Linked DNA regions of Homo sapiens: region 2 is linked to region 1. A link is a loop called in an ENCODE intact Hi-C map of the cell type or tissue named here. Cell type or tissue: HepG2. All regions are shown on one strand. Links, peaks and the distances in the headings refer to the core of each region. The heading gives the core; the rest is flanking DNA.

Region 1 (8,333 bases), core at 334-8,333:
ATGCGTGTACACATAACATTTTCATATAATTCTAGAGGATTCACATGCATTGACTCTAGATTAAGAACCTGTTTTAGGGATTTTTAAAAAAATCCTGAGAGCTTCCTAAACTTTGTTTTTAGATAATGATCAAATACTTCGAATTTCCTGGCCCTGACACTATGACTTATGATGTTTTATAAGACAAGAACTATTCCTTCTCTTCTAGTTCTGGGAAAGGATAGGAGTGACATATTTATTAGGAATGTGATAAAGATGGAACAAGAAGGGTTTAGGTTTCCACGTTATGTTATAGTATTAGAAAGCAGAAATACTAACAGCAATATGCTGAGGTTTAAACACTATGGAAGAAAGATTTTCTGTCCTCTAGGAATGTAATATGGGAAAAAAAAAACCCTCAAGATTTTAAATATACTTTTAGTGGCCAGGAGGTAGTAAAGTCAGTGCTCAGCTGGTTGTATACTGGGAGAACGTAAATCCATGCCTTCTATTTTATCAGGGAGGATTTTCATGAGATTTTAGTTGATACAGACTGGTTTGGGTGGTGCCCTCCCTAGGCCAGCATGACCCTGAGGCTCTTTACTAAATGAGGACTTTTTTGCAGATGGAAGAACTGGAGCAAGGCCTGTTGATGCAGCCATGGGCGTGGCTACAGCTTGCAGAGAACTCCCTCTTGGCCAAGGTTTTTATCACCAAGCAGGGCTATGCCTTGTTGGTTTCAGATCTTCAACAGGTGTGGCATGAACAGGTGGACACTAGTGTGGTCAGCCAGCGAGCCAAGGTAAGTATGAGGAGAAGTACTGCTGTGTCGGGGATGTGAACATCAACCAGCTTGCTGGCCTGTAGTTTCCCAAGGAAGGTTGAATCGGGTTGAGACAATTCCAGTTAATGTCCTGTACTTCTACCTGTACTTCTGCCTGGAATCTTTGTGTGTGTGTGTGTGTGTGTGTGTGTGTGTGTGTGTGTGTGTGTGTGAGAGAGAGAGAGAGAGAGAAAGAAAGTTAGTTTCCCTACCCTATGCATGATAATGAATATATTATTTGATCTAGATAGGCCTTTTGTGATTTAATCTTGCCCAAGGCAGAATTGTGAAGTAGGCCAATTGGTCTTTGTGACTCTCTTCTTTTTGTTTTCTTCTTTCCCCTTGTGATGTTTTTATCTTCTCTCCCCTTCCTCTCATGTCCATTGCCTTCGTGTTAACCAGGGCTTTCCTTTGCTGTTACTTATGAGGGAATTAGTTTCCTTTTAGCACCCTTACTCTGTACCACTGCTCTCTCTTTAGGAGCTGAACAAGCGGCTCACTGCTCCTCCTGCAGCTTTCCTCTGTCATTTGGATAATCTCCTTCGCCCATTGTTGAAGGACGCTGCTCACCCTAGCGAAGCTACCTTCTCCTGTGATTGTGTGGCAGATGCACTGATTCTACGGGTGCGAAGTGAGCTCTCTGGCCTCCCCTTCTATTGGAATTTCCACTGCATGCTAGCTAGTCCTTCCCTGGTAAGTGTAATTCGAATGTGGGGTTGGGGGAGGGATGCCAGTTGCTTTGAGAGGAAGCTTTAGGTGCTTTTATTTTTTTTGCAAACCTTGTTTGAAATTCTTCTCCAATCAGAAAACTTTCCTTGACTAAACAGAAGGCAAAAAGGATTCTTGACTGTTAAATCCTTTCCTTGCAAAAGGAGCAGAGTACTGAGTGTCTTTATTCATTAATTAATTTATTCAGCATTTTAAAAGCATCTACAATGGGCTAATTGTTGGTTATCCAGACCTAAAACAATATAGCCTCTTCCTGGAGTTCATAATCTAGTGAGAAGACAGACAAACAGGAAATTATGATAAAGTATGATAGGTTCTTTGAGGTAGACCCTGGATGGTTGAGGATTGGAGAAAACCTCTTTGAAGAGACTGTTACTGAGCTAAGTTTTGAAGATGAGTAGGAGAAAATAAATAGAAAAATCATTGTAGGCAAGAGATGTAGAGATGTGTAAGTGAGGAGCAAGTTCGGGAACTTCATGACTGCTGTGTAGATAGGAAGGCATGAGAAATGAGGGAGGCAGTGGATCTTGAAGGATTCTAATGAGTTTGGATTTTATCTCAAAGGCAACAGGATTCACTGAAAAACTTTAAACAGGAATTTAACATGATCCAATTCGTGGTTTATCAAGATTATTCTGGCAACAGAATAGAATATGTACCAGTGTTAGATACCTTTCTAAACATTATCTCATCATTTAATCCTCACAACTCTCCTTCAGGATAAGTACTGTTATCCTTGTTTTTCAGAGTAGAATACTGAGATTGAAAATAACTTGTCCAAAGCCATCAGCTTATGAATAAATGAGTTGGAATTTGAATCCCAGATTAGTCTGGTCCAAAGCCTCATTTTCAGAGACTAGGGGGATAATATCCTCTACTCACTCATAGCTTTATATTTCCCAGGAGATTTTATTAGAAATTAAGAGTGGACGTTAAAGACTAGTTTTCTGGAATAACAGACACAGTTTTAGTCAGTAGCACTTAGGGGACAGGGTCTTCTTTGGGAAGCCTAAAAGTATAGATTGTTAGCAGAGGGATCTGAAGACAAGAGGACATCATTTTTTTCTCTCTTCTTTAGTTTCCCACAGGGGATGTGATGCTTTGGCATCAATAGATGACTGGATAGAAAGACTTCTTGAGAAATTGTTTGCTGATGTTTATTTTATTTTATTTTATTTATTTTTTTTGAGACGGAGTTTCACTCTGTCGCCCAGGTTTGAGTGCAGTGGTGTGATCTCAGCTCACTGCAAGCTCCGCCTCCCGGGTTCATGCCACTCTCCTGCCTCAGCCTCCTGAGTAGCTGAGACTACAGGTGCCTGCCACCATGCCCGGCTAATTTTTTCTATTTTTTAGTAGAGACAGGTTTCACTGTGTTAGCCAGGATGGTCTCGATCTCCTGACCTCGTGATCCACCCACCTCGGCCTCCCAAAGTGCTGGGATTACAGGTGTGAGCCACCGCACCCGGCCTGATGCTTATTTTTATTTTAATTTTATTTTTTTTTGTTTTTTTTTGAGACGGAGTCTCGCTCTCGCCCAGGCTGGAGTGCAGTGGCGTGATCTCAGCTCACTACAAGCTCCGCCTCCTGGGTTCATGCCATTCTCCTGCCTCAGCGCCCCCCGTAGCTGGGACTACAGGCGCACACCACCACGCCCGGCTAATTTTTGTTGTATTTTTTAGTAGAGACAGGGTTTCATCGTGTTAGCCAGGATGGTCTCGATTTCCTGACCTCGTGATCCGCTCACCTCGGCCTCCCAAAGTGCTGGGATTAGAGGCGTGAGCCACTGCGCCCGGCCCTGATGTTTATTTTTGATCTGGAGCCCAGTAAAACTAGAACTGAGTGCTGAGAGAATTACTTATTCATTTATTAACTTCTAAGGTCTATCAACAGTACTTAGCATATACTCACATTTGTTTATTTTAAATTAATTTCTTGTGAACTTTTCCATCTTGCAAATAAAAATACATAAATAAAATTTAATAAATTTAAAAAATAAAATTAAAAAAATAAATAAAATTAAAAAAAATTTTTTGTAGAGATGGGGGGTCTCTCTGTGTTGACCAGGGTGGTCTCGAATTCCTCACCTCAAGCAATCCTCCTGCCTTGGCCTCCCAAGGTGTTGGGATTACAAGCAGGAGCCTGGCCCCATCCCATACTTTATTTCGTTTAAAACATTTCAACTTTCTAAGTAACACCAGGGGGCAGTGTTTCCTCAATAATGTTTGTTCTGGGACCAAACCATTTGGGCGGCCTTTGGGAATCCCTAGCAATAGCTAATCTCATTTTGCATTACATGGACCTAGAAATGCGGAATATGTAGTGTGATTGTGGAGACAGTTCTCCTTGGAGGCTGATGGGCTCTAATAGTTTCTTCTTTCAAAAGAATACAGTAAGGAACACTAATATAATGATATTACAATTATATAGTATATCTATATTATAGATTAATATATAAATATATGTAATATAATAATATATAATATATTAACATATATTATATGTTATATTAATCTATATTAATATAATATGTAATGGTATAATATAATGTATTATATATTATATAATATATATAATACAATATAATATAAAAGTATGTAAAGAAAAACTAGCTATTCTAGGCAAATTTCTCTAATTGGGGAACTACATTAAAGGAAAGAGACAACAGTGTTTAGGAAGGGATGAGTCTTGGTTTGCCATAGGAAGAAATTAGATTTGAGCAATTCATGAACAATTGTGCTTTAAGTTAAAATAAAATACTCATCATTAAAAGAAGAATGCCCTCCTAGGGAAACGCCTGAACCTGAGAGAGCTTTATATGGAAAAAGTTAGAGCCAGTGGACACGGGTAAGGATGTAGGTGGATACTATTTCAGGCTTGTGTGTATGTCTGTAAGGTCACACAGTCATAATTTTTGTTTGTAACTCATTCTTGTGATCGTTTTCATTTAATTTTTTTGAATGAGTAATTCTTGAAAAAGGCAAACATTTCAAACAGCATTTAAGTGTATACAGTGAAAAAATAGATCTTTCTACCCCGTTCCCTAGTCCCTCCTTTTCCTTTTGCAAAGCAACTACCAATATCAGCTTCTTGTGAATTCTTAAAGCTATATATGTATATACTGTATATATATCTTCATACGACCAAATATATATCTATGTATATGTGTATTTTTTGACAAATAGTATCATGCTGTACGCACTGTTTAGTACCTTCCTTTTTTCACTTAATTGTAGAACTTACCCACTGCTTCACTTGATGAGCCTTAAAAAAAAGAACTTAGAGATTATTCATATCAACACATTCAGAGGACCTGCCTTTGTGTTTTTTAATTGCAACATAGCATTGTATTTAATGAATGTATCATATATTTAATTGATCTGCTGTCAGTAGACACCTAAGTCTTTTGTTGTTGTATACAGTTACTATCCTTGTATTTACTTTTCCTGCATGTAAATGTGTGAGTAAATTCCCATAAGTGGAATGGCTGGGTCAAGGAATATTTGTATCTTTTAATCTTGCCACATAACATAATGCCAAATTGTCTTTCAGAGACATTATGCAGCTTAACTCCTTCCAGCTGTACAGGAAAGAGGAGAATACCTGTTCCTCATACTTCTCCAGCATAACATACTCACATTAACAAGCTAATGGTTTCTAAGTCTGCAAGGGTATTATGGAATATATTGGGTTTTGGGTCTCTGTTTGCTTGCTTGCTCTCTCTCTCTCTCTCCACCCCCCCCCCCTTTTCTTTCTTTTTCTTTTGAGATGAAGTCTCATCATAGTGCCCAGGTTGGTCTTGAATTCCTCAGCTCAAGTGATCCTCTCACTTTGGCTTCCCAAAGAGTTGGAATTATAGGCGTAAGCCTCCGTGCTTGGCCCCAGGTCTCTGGGTTCTAACACTGAGTCCATCTTCATTTAGGACAGACTTCATCTCTTACTCTTTCCTGTTGTCTGTTCTTTCTAATATCTAATATAATTCTTGATATTCCACATTTTAGCTTTCAGATTTGTGATATCTTTGGACATTTTATGATTCCTAGGAGCTATATCCAAAGGTTTCTTAGTGTAAGAAAGAGATAGGTTTTGGAACCAGCAGACTCGAATTTGTAACTCAACTCCACCTCTTTGAGACTACTTGTATTAATTTGGATAAGTACTGAATTTTTATGATTCAGTTTCTTCATCTGTAAAATAAATCAACCACAACCTTACTGTCTAGTCGTAAGGATTAAATAAAAGAACATATGTAATATTACTTATGTTTAGCATTATAGTGGACCTGTGAGGGCAAATATTTCAACTCCATAACTTTTCGTTTTAAAAGAGATGCTGGGGCCAGGCACAGTGGCTCACACCTGTAATCCTAACACTTTGGGAGGCCGAGGCGGGCGGATCACCTGAGGTCAGGAGTTCGAGACCAGCCTGGCCAACATAGCGAAACCCTATCTCTACTAAAAATACAAAAATTAGCCGGGCATGGTGGTGCATGCCTGTAATCTCAGCTGCTCAGGAGGCTGAGGTAAGAGAATTGCTTGAACCCGGGAGGTGGAGGTTGCAGTGAGCTGAGATTGCGCCATTGCACTCCAGCCTGGCTACAGCGAGACTCTCTCAAAATAAATAAATAAATAAATAAATAAATAAATAAAAATAAATAAATAAATGAAAGAGATCCCGGGGATGATGGCTCATGCCTGTAGTCCCACCAGTTTGGGAGGTCAAGACAGGAGGATTGCTTGAGACCAGGAGTTTGGGACCAGCCTGGGCAACACAGTGAAACCCATAGCTACAAAAAAATAAAAAAATAAAAAAAATAGGTGGGTGTGGTGGCATGTGCCTGTAGTCCTAGCTACTTGGAAGGCTGAAGTGGGAGAATCACTTGAGCCCAGGAGTTCAAGGCTGCAGTAAGCTGTGATTGTGCTACTGTGCTCCAGCCTTCACTGGATCTCCTGATATGATTCATCTTGATCTTTTTTGTTTATTTGTTTGTTTGTTTATGAGATGGGGGTCTTACTATGTTGCCCAGGCTGATCTTGAACTCCTGGGCCTAAGTGATTCTCCCGCTTTAGCCTCCAGCTTGATTCATCTTGAGATTGAGACCTATCATTCTGCTCCCCTGCTCATGACTTATGAACATTTCTGTGGAAAATCTGAAGACTTTGGAGAAAATTATAAATAGCTTTTCCTCGGAAAAAGATTAGCAACTCCTGTTTGTATATCTATTACACTTCCTAACCTCCTTAACTGTTGTAAGCTCTTTGATGGCAGAGGCCTCATAGGGTCAGAGTACATATTAGGAACCCAGTAGATATCTGTTGAATTGACTGATGAACTGTATATCTTCATATATTGCTGTCTATAAATTACGGGGAGTGTCCCTGACATCCTAAAGCCCTTCAAGATTTTTCCTTATAGTGTCTGTGGATTTGCTTTGAACTATTTACACATTATTATTATTATTATTGTTATTTGAGATGGAGTCTCTCTCTGTCACCCAGGCTGGAGTGCAGTGGCATGATCTCGGCTCACTGCAGCCTCTGCTTCTCAGGTTCAAGTGATTCTTGTGCCTCAGTCTCCTGAGTAGCTGGGACTACAGGTGCGTGCCACCATGTCCGGCTAATTTTTTGTGTTTTTAGTAGAGACAGGGTTTCACCATGTTGGCCAGGCTGATCTTGCATTCCTGGCTTCGGGTCATCTGCCCACCTCAGCTTCCCAAAGTGCTGGGACTTTTTTACACATTTTATCTAGTCTCTCATATGCCCATTAACACATATTTTCAAAATTTCTACTGAGCATTAATTTAAGGCTATCTGGTCTAAGAGAAATCATTTTGGTGTTCATCTAACTTTGAAATGAATTATACCTCAATAATTCAAAATGCTGTAACCCAATCCTATGAAATTATTTTAGCAGTTACAATATTTACTGATAAAAAAACTTTCTTTAAACCAAATAGACATTGGGGTCTGATAGATAATTTCAGTTGCCTGATGTGGCATTATCATATTTAATTAGACATGACATTAATTAAAAGCTGTTCCTTGTCATGTTTCATGTTTTTATACAATATTTACTGTCACTCGAGGAAATTGCTATTGAGGTAGCCATCCAGAGGGAAGCTGGTTATTAATTTAGGAGTTTCTGTTGTTTCAGTGCTGCCGCCAATTGGATGGTGTTGCTGCTTGGGTAGTAATGACAATTATTTCAATTCAACTCATCAAATATTCACTGTCATTTATACAAGTATTTGCCTGTTTTCCTCCTGATCTACCTTAAACAGTACCAAACTTTTTTTTTTTTTTTTTTTTTTTGAGATAAGGTCTCACTCTGTCACCTAGTCTGGAGTGTAGTGGTGCAATCTCAGCCCACTGCAACGTCCACCTCCTGGGCTCAAGCAGTTCTCCCACCTCAGCCTCCCAAGTAGCTGAAAATATAGGCATGCTTTAGCACACCTGGCTAATTTTTTTTTTTCTGTTTTTTTTTGAGATGGAGTCTCACCCTGTTACCCAGGCTGGAGTGCAATGGCGCAGTCTCGGCTCACTGCACCCTCCGCCTCCTGGGTTCAGGCGATTCTTCTGTCTCAGCCTCCCGAGTAGCTGGAATTACAGGCACCCGCCACCATGCCCAGCTAATTTTTGTATTTTTAGTAGAGACGGGGTTTCACCGTGTTGGCCAGGCTGATCTTGAACTCCTGACCTCAGGTGATCCACTTGCCTCGGCCTCCCACAGTGCTGGGATTACAGGTGTGAGCCACTGCGTCCGGCCAATTTTTTGTATTTTTAGTAGAGATGAGGTTTCACCATGT
Region 2 (8,333 bases), core at 247-8,246, 83 kb after region 1:
GCCCACCTCAACCTCCCAAAGTGCTGGGATTACAGGCATGAGCTACCACGCCTATCCAATTTCTGGTTTATTTACTTTCGATGGTTAAATGCCTCCTTATTCAAATATCCTGTATATATACTGGCGTTTCTGTCCTGATGTCAAGTCTCGAGAGAAGATGATCAAACAATAATAAAATAATTATAATAAGAACAACAATAATAAATAGCTAACATTTATTGAGCAGTTAATGTATACCAGCTACTCTAATGAGCACTTGACATTGATCCTCATAGCATCATATGAGGAAGATGCTGTTAACCCATTAAGAAATTGGATCCTGAAGTGAGTAAGTGACTTATCAAAGGTCATACAGCTAATAAGTGACAGCCAGAATTTAAGCCCAGACAGCTGAGTTCTTAACAGCATTATTATATACACTAATGAAAACATTTATTTTCCAGAAAGGACATTAGGTTCTTCTTTCCAGTCTCCCACTGTAAACCTCCTTATCCCATGACCTTGCCTCTTTTCAATAGGATGTCTGCTCCCCAGGGGCTCTTCAAGGAAGGAGCTCTTGAGGACTCCAGGACTTACCCTCATGCTTTTTCCTGCTAGCAGAGTCTGAGATCTCCACCAAGGCTCATTCCCAGTCACTGCTGATAACTTTTCTTTACCCCCAGACCACAGGACCCTAGAGTGTGCTGTGTGGTAGTGACTGTCATCGAAGTGAATTGGGAACTATATAAAAACAGCCTATCAGCTGGCTTACTTTGCTCTTTTGTTACTTTTTTTTTTTTTTAATGGAGTCTTGCTCTTGTTGCCTAGGCTGGAGTACAATCGCACAATTTTGGCTCACTGCAAACTCCACCTCCTGTGTTCAAGTGATTCTCCTGCCTCAGCCTCCCGAGTAGCTGGGATTAGATGCCTGCCACCAAGCCCGGCTAATTTTTGTATTTTTTGTAGAGACAGGGTTTCACCATGTTGGCTAGGCTGGTCTCGAACTCCTGACCTCAGGTGATCTACCTGCCTCGGCCTCCCAAAGTGCTGGGATTACACGTTTGAGCCACTGTGCCTGGCCGATCTTTCGTTTCTTTTCAGCATAATTTAGATAGTCAGATTTCAGTATCTACAAGGCACATGGAAAATGGAAAGGCTTCCCCTGCAAGCTTGGAGAAAATACCGGTTCTTCACCCTGGGCATTCCCTGTACTGTAACAGCACAGACTCAAGACATTTTTCATCACAGCGGGGCCAGAGGCCTGTGAATCCCTCAAAATTGTAGGTAAAATCTTAAGAGCAAAATTTTGTTGATGTTCTCAAAAAGAATGTGTGACTTTCTAAAAAGGTTAAGTAAGAATATAGCTAGTAACCTTCCATCCACTGCCCCCATCATCCCCAAAGGTTGCTGTCTCCATTGGGGTATTGCTTAAATACGTTGTTAGAGAAACATTGCTACCAGAGGCCCTGCCACAGGCATTCTTGCCCCGAAGCCCTTACCCCGCAAAGCTAGGGGTAGTGGTTGAGAATCATTCATCCTAAGGCAACTCCAGGGAAATCCCTGCTTTGACAAATTGGCCTAGCCAGGCTGTATTCCAGCCCTGCCCCCTGGCTTGGGCCCCTCCCTGAGGCCCCCAGCCTGGCCCAACCCCCACTCTACATGCACATAAAAGGGTCGAATTCTCGTGGCTGCTCCATAAATTTTATTCCGTAAATATTAGTTTTCCCTGTGTTTAATAAAGCAGTGGCCCACCTCCCCGCCTACCCGCCCGCTCCCCGGGGCTGGGGCTGGGGCCAGGGCTGGCTGGTGGGAGAAGGGACTCTTTCAATTGCTTTGGAGTATTTTTAGAAAAAAAAATAATATAAGGTGGTTTACACGAGCAAGCCAGCAAACCAGGAGCAGGACTTGGGACCTCGAGGAAGTTCCTGCAGGAACTTGACCTAAAAAGTAGAGAAATAGCGCCACCTAGATTGCAAGGCCTACTTGGCCTTGCCGGCTGGTCCCCCATAGTTAGCTAGGACAGGCATGCTCCCTGCTTGGAGAGAAAGCCTCATCCCTTTCCACTCTAGCTGGGTAGCACCTCCTTTTCTCATGCCTCAGTGGGGGCTTCCCCAGCAACCCTTAAAAGCAGAGCTCAGGCTGGGTCCTAAAAGATATCACTAGGGTCATTCTCTTCTCTTGTCACCAGGCAGCCAGTCTCCCAGATCAAGGAGGATTTCCAAGGGATAGTAAAGTTATTGAGAAGGCAGGAAGAAAGCTTCTAGTCTCCATCTTTCCCTGATTCCTGAGAAGCGAATTCCTATGGTGTAAGGTGGCGAAGAGTGAGATCTGTGCTTCTATGCTCTGAACTGGAAAGAGTCTAGCCTGTTGAGACCAAAATCCTTCCACAGGCCTGGTGTAGCGCACCCACAGTGAGCACTGGGGGAAGGAGAGATGCTCACATCTCTTGATACTCAGCCCTACTGCTGCTCGTTTTTATCCAGCGGTACATTTGGACTCCCTTTTCTTTCCTTCCTTTTCACTTAGACCTCCCATTTTCCCAAGCCCTTACCTCCTCCTTAGCCCACGTTTGTTGGGAGATAAGCAGGGGCCCCTTGTGTACTCTGTACAAAGCTGGCGGGAGGAGTGGGGAATGGAAAAGGCTGTGCTGCTCCTCCTGGTTTCGTTCCTTACATTGTCACTAGGAGCATTTTCCTCTCTCTGTTTATTCTGTCTCTCATTTTCTCCTACTTACAAAACTACACAGATTCGCTCCAGAGAGTATAGAGTAAGCCTAAATTCTCTTAATAGCCCTTCCTCATGATATGGTAAGCTCACTTTGTCTGTTCTGCTTATGCTGTTAATGTAGACTGTGTTAATAGACACACTTCCTGTGCACTTTTCTGTTTTCATCCTTTCATTAGGTTATACTCTTTGAGAACAGGGTCAGTTTTAACCCTAACTCAGAAAATATCACTTCAGGGATATTATACCATTAACAAATATAATTTTATGTCAACTAGGTTTTGATACAATCAGGATATGTTTTTCTAAGCTCTACTGTGAAGTAGTTTCTGTCTTCTAATTTTTCTTGAAGAAAAAACTGTTAGAAAGGAATAAGTGACATACTGCAAGGAAGCCACCAAACTCAGAGCTCAAGAACCTTGGTTCCTCGTCTCTGTTACTAATATCCATAAATGTATGGGCTAGCAAAATTGTAATGGATTACACTAGGCCCTTAGATACAGAGGGGAATGCAGGAAGAGAAGGAAGCCCATACTTTATAGGAGGGGGGTTCCCAGCTGCATTGATGCCCTGGAAGCTGCTACAGGGTGCTCTTGTCCAGGGCAGCTCATTGCTCTATGTTTTTTCCTTGTGTTCTTGGCCAAGGCCTCAGAAGATCTCACCATGAGCGGAACATCCAGTGCATGGAGGGTATGAGGTAGCTTGTCTTATGTGAGGAAGAGGGACCATAGGGAATCCTTCTCTATTTGAACATCTAGAAGTCCATCTTTCTTGATCTTTCATCCCATCTTCTGAGACTTTTTTTGTGGTGGCCTTTTATGTATCCTCTCAGCTCTGGGCTCTCAGTTCTCTATCCTAGCACATAGGAAGTCATTAGGTAGCACCCAAGTATTCTAGCAAAGGCTTCATCACTCTTCTGAGCTATTAAGTCCCACCCCACTCAGTTTCTCTATTTGGAGCCCAACAGATTTTGCTATCCTTCCACCCACTCAGCACCCAACTCTTATGGGTTCTCAAGAATCTGGGCCAGCCTACCAGGGGAACCCGGAAGAAGCACTGGAAGAGCTCCAGGGTGTGGGGAGCACACAGCCATTGACTCACCTGGGAAGATTGTGCTAGGATTACTTGTCCTGCTGGGCCAAGGGCCAGTAGTTAAAGGAGCATGCAGTGCCACACTCTTCCTCTCTGCCCTTACTCTGGGGCCCAAAACAGTAGCAGAGTTAGAATTGGGGAGTAGGGTTCAGGGGCTGCTGGGAGTCCCTTCTGAAATGTGTTGTATTTACTTTTTCATATTGGCAGCTGGAAGGGGAAGCCCATCCCAGCTCGGCATTGTTGTCTAACATGGTTAATCAGATCCTATAATCCTGCTGTGGAAATATTGGGCCTCACTCAAAACAATAGAGACCGAGAATATTGTGGTTAAATTTCAACCAACGGCCTCCCTGGCCTGTTTGCCTAACCCCTACCCCCCTCTCCCGGGCCAGAGTCCTCCTAGCTTTATGGACCCCTGATAGGATTGACGGCCAGTCAGAAATGGGTGACAGGAGAGGGGAGAATGGAGTAGGGGAAGGGTGATCCTTTTGACTGGCACTTCATCCTGGCTTTTCCCTCCTACCTCAGGCCTTGAAGGCTGAGCAGGGGATGGTGAAAGGGGTTGGAGCTGGTAGGGAAGCCCCACAGGGTGTGGGTCTCCACTCAGGGATCAAGAGCAGTGCTGTTGGGAATCATGCATGGTAAAGACAGCCCTTACTCAAGACAGAAAAAGCCTGATGCCACATGAGAAGGGAAGACTGCCAGTTTCATTTAGCATTGTTGCCTAGCGGGGATTTCAGGGCGTCCTGTCACGTGAGAGGAATGGGGAGGCACTAGTTGTGGAAGGCAGAGCTGGTAATAATTTAGATTTTGTTTCATAGATAACAGCAATACTAATAACGGTGTGATGACATTTGAAGGTGATACTGATGGCCCTACTTGAGTGGTTTTCTGATAGTGGTAATGTCTGTTGTGTTGCCCTCTTTCATAGGTGTGAATTAAATCTGGCAGGAAAATTTACATAGTTAGAATAGCAAGACAAAGGGAATAGATCATTTCAGAAGGATAAGCTGTACAATGGTATTTTGAATTAAAAAAAAAAAAGAAAGAAAAGATTGAGTGTCTGGATTGTGCTAAAGGGGAAATTTAAGACTGGGCTCCATGGCTTACGCCTGTAATCCCAGCACTTTGGGAGGCTGAGGCGGGAGGATTGCTTGAGGCTAGGAGTTTGAGACCAGCCTAGGCAACATGGCGAAACCCTGTCTTTGCAAAACATTTTTAAAATTAGCGTGGTGGGCCAGGCGCAGTGGCTCACGCCTGTAATCCCAGCACTTTGGGAGGCTGAGGCAGGTGGATCACCTGAGGTCAGGAATTTGAGACCAGCCTGGCCAACATGGTGAAACCCCATCTCTACTAAAAATACAAAAATTAGCTGGATGTGGTGGCGCACACCTGTAATCCCAGCTAGTCTACTCAGGAGGCTGAGGCAGGAGAATCGCTGGAACCCGGGAGGCAGAGGCTGCAGTGAGCTGAGATCGTGCCACTGCACTCCACCCTGGGCGACAGAGCAAGACTCCATCTCAAAAATAAAAATAAAAAAAAAATTAGTGTGGTGATGTGCGCCTGTAGTCCCAGGTACTCCGGAGGCTGTGGCAGATTGTGGGCTTATTGAACACAGGCAGTTTGTGGCCATTCAGCAAGGAGCATAATGCCCCTGTTGGTGGTGATAGTGAATAAGCACTCAGTGCAGTCAATAAGTATATAATTTGAGTTAATGCATGTTTAATGATTCCTGTTTCTTGTTGAATGTGGATTTCTCTATCTCATTCCCAATACATTTCCTACAAGCCAGTGCCATTCCCTTGAATTGCTTTATAGCAATCTGGAATGTTTTCCCATTGGATTTTCTCACTTGCAGCTCAAGTCTGTGAACACCATGAGGTTTAATCAACATGAGGTTTAAGCCAACTTTATAGGCTTCCTATATCTCCCTTCCTGGTCAGCAATATAGCCCATTCTCTGGAGCTTCCCGTGGGGATTTTTCTTCCCAGTGAATTCTTCCTATTAGTTATCTAAGTGGTTTAACTGTTGAAATGTTTTCCGTCATCTTTAGATCCTTTTGAAACCACTTTCTCTACCTGCTTCAGTTCCATTTGATGACCGCCATCATCTTTGAGATTCCCATCCAGAACCATGCATACCTCTTAGGTTCTCACAGCCAGGAGCTATTTCCTAAGTTGTCTTTCTGGTGGAAAGCTCAGCTCCTACTAAGCAGTCCTTGCTTCAAAATGGCTTTGATGAATGACCCAAAGGAGCCAGGCCAGTCCCTGAGTCATCACAGAGCACCCTAGGTGAGAAACCCTGAAGTGTTCTCTGCTGTTGCTCCACCCCTACCCTATATGAACAGATTAAATCGTTTCGTTTGGCACAGTTCTGCTATTTTCATTTGTCAATCCCTAAAAATGCACACACACTTTGACTGTTCACTAGTCCATAGTGCAGGAACTGGGGCCTCACTGTACTTCACCTCGTTGACTGGTGACACCTCCAAAAACAGTGTGGCTGTGACTTGTGCCTGGTGCATCCCGGGTGCATGACAGCCAAGTACAAACTCGAAGTCAGTCGCCTCACAAGCTGGGTGTCCTAGTGAGGAGTCTTCTCTGCCTTTTGCTGAAAATATCACTGTGTTAAATTTCCCCTTTATTTTTAAATTTTCCATTTATTTACTTTCAAGGTATCTCACTCATTTGCCCAGGCTGTAGTGCAGTGGCACAATCATGGCTTACTGCAGCCTCAACTTCCTGGGCTCAAGGAAAGCCATTAGGCCCAGCCCAAAGTTGATATTTAAAAGATAGATTCTTTCCCCCAAATTGTTTCTTTTTTTATTTTCTCCCCCATGGGGTCTCACTAAGTTGCCCGGTCTGGTCTCACATTTCTGGTCTCAAACAATCTCCTTACCTCAACTTCCTGAGTAGCTGGGACAATAGGCAAGTGCCTCCACACCCAGCATTCCTCTCAAATTTTTCAAGTATGGGAGCTAGGTGAGGTGGCTCGCACCTGTAATTCCAGCACTTTGGGAGGCTGAGTCGGGTGGATCACGAGGTCAAGAGATCAAGACCATCCTGGCCAACATGGTGAAACCCCGTTTTTACTAAAATTACAAAAATTAGCTGGGTGTGGTGGCACACACCTGTAGTCCCAGCTACTCTGGAGGCTGAGGCAGGAGAATCACTTGAACCCAGGAGGTGGAGGTTGCAGTGAGCCGAGATAGTGCCACTGTACTTCAGCCTGGCGACAGAGCAAGACTCTGTCTCAGGAGAAAAAAAAAAAAAATTAAGTGTACAAAGGAGAAAGTGAGAACCATGACAGGGTCTCTCTCTCTCTCTTTTTTAAAGTTTAAAAGAATCCTATATGTATATACTGTTTTGTTACCTACTTTTACTTAATTATGTTGTGTCTATATTTGCATGTCAATACATAAATCTCTTTAAAGGGTAAATTATCTTCACTCTGAGCTTTACAAAAAGTTTGAAAAACACCCTCGTGATCAGAAAGTAGAAAGTTAAACTCACTCACTCCATCCTCCTCTCCGGTGACTCTCCCACCTAGCTTTATTTTCTTTAGTCGCAATGGTCTCCTTGCTGTTTCCCTGACATACCATGGTTCTGTCTGCCGAGAATGCTCTTCCCCTAGGTATCTGCTTGGTCAAAACCTTCACCTCTTTCAGCCCTTTGCTCAAATCGCACCTTCTCAATGAGACCAACATTAACCACTCTACGGAGGAATCTGCCTTCTGACCTTGCATCCCCCTCCTGCCACAAGCTGGCTGCACCCCAATCCTTTCACCCTGTGCTTGGAATGTGGTGTTTTGCCCATAGTCCTTTCTTATTCCCTTCTAACCCATTATTATTATTACAGATGATCCCCAATGTACGATGGTTCAACTTACAATTTTTTGACTCGATGATGGTGCAAAAGCCATCTGTATTCAGTAGAAGCCGTACTTTGAGTGCCCGTACAATCATTCTGTTTTTCACTTGCAGTATAGTATTCAGTAAATTACATTAGATATTCAACACTGGATTATAAAACAGGTTTTGTGTTAGATGATATTGGCCAACTGTAGGCTAATGTGAGCGTTCTGAGCATGTTTAAGGTAAGCTAGGATGTGACATTTGCTAGGTTAGGTGTATTAAATGCGTTTTCGACTTAGGATATTGTCAACTTACAGTGGGTTTAGCGGGACACAACCCCATTGTAAACTGAAGCGCAACTATATATTTTATTTTATTTTATTTTATTTTTTGAGATGAAGCCTCACTCTGTTGCCCAGGCTGGAGTGCGGTGGCATCATCTCGGCTTACTGAAACGTCCCTCCTGAGTTCAAGTGATTCTCCTGCCTCAGTCTCCCTAGTAGCTGGGATTACAGGCACGCACCACCATGCCCAGCTAATTTTTGTATTTTTAGTAGAGATGAGGTTTCACCATGTTTCTAGGCTGGTCTCAAACTCCTGACCTCAGGTGATCCACCCACTTCCGCCTCCCTGGGATTACAGGTGTGAACCACCGCGCCCAGCCTATTTATTTAGAGACAGAGT

Evidence for each region. Peaks named below come from ENCODE experiments on the same cell type or tissue, not always from the same donor. Only the 100,000 strongest peaks of a DNase experiment are listed, where the experiment ranks them.
Region 2: a loop joins it to region 1, with 8 times the contacts of the local background. A loop is called at or near these places in 13 of 110 quality-filtered maps.

Annotation. Positions count from the first base shown.
Region 1 is chr2:219,150,634-219,158,966 of GRCh38, reverse strand. NHEJ1 (non-homologous end joining factor 1) reads left to right here. Exons shown (of 8, transcript NM_024782.3): 2 at 605-781; 3 at 1,283-1,495. The coding sequence starts at 605. Among named protein-coding and RNA genes, the nearest start is that of NHEJ1, 6.0 kb to the left of the region's middle. In HepG2, for the core only: a CTCF peak has its summit at 3,742 (motif pointing right); a DNase peak (open chromatin) is centred at 3,736.
Region 2 is chr2:219,067,189-219,075,521 of GRCh38, reverse strand. It overlaps NHEJ1 (non-homologous end joining factor 1), which reads left to right. Exons shown (of 8, transcript NM_024782.3): 8 at 1-6,165. It overlaps LOC124906120 (a long non-coding RNA gene), which reads right to left. Exons shown (of 3, transcript XR_007088092.1): 2 at 7,685-7,813; 3 at 5,500-6,405. Among named protein-coding and RNA genes, the nearest start is that of IHH, 10 kb to the right of the region's middle. In HepG2, for the core only: a CTCF peak has its summit at 1,936; DNase peaks (open chromatin) are centred at 1,941 and 4,131; H3K4me3 peaks cover 412 bases.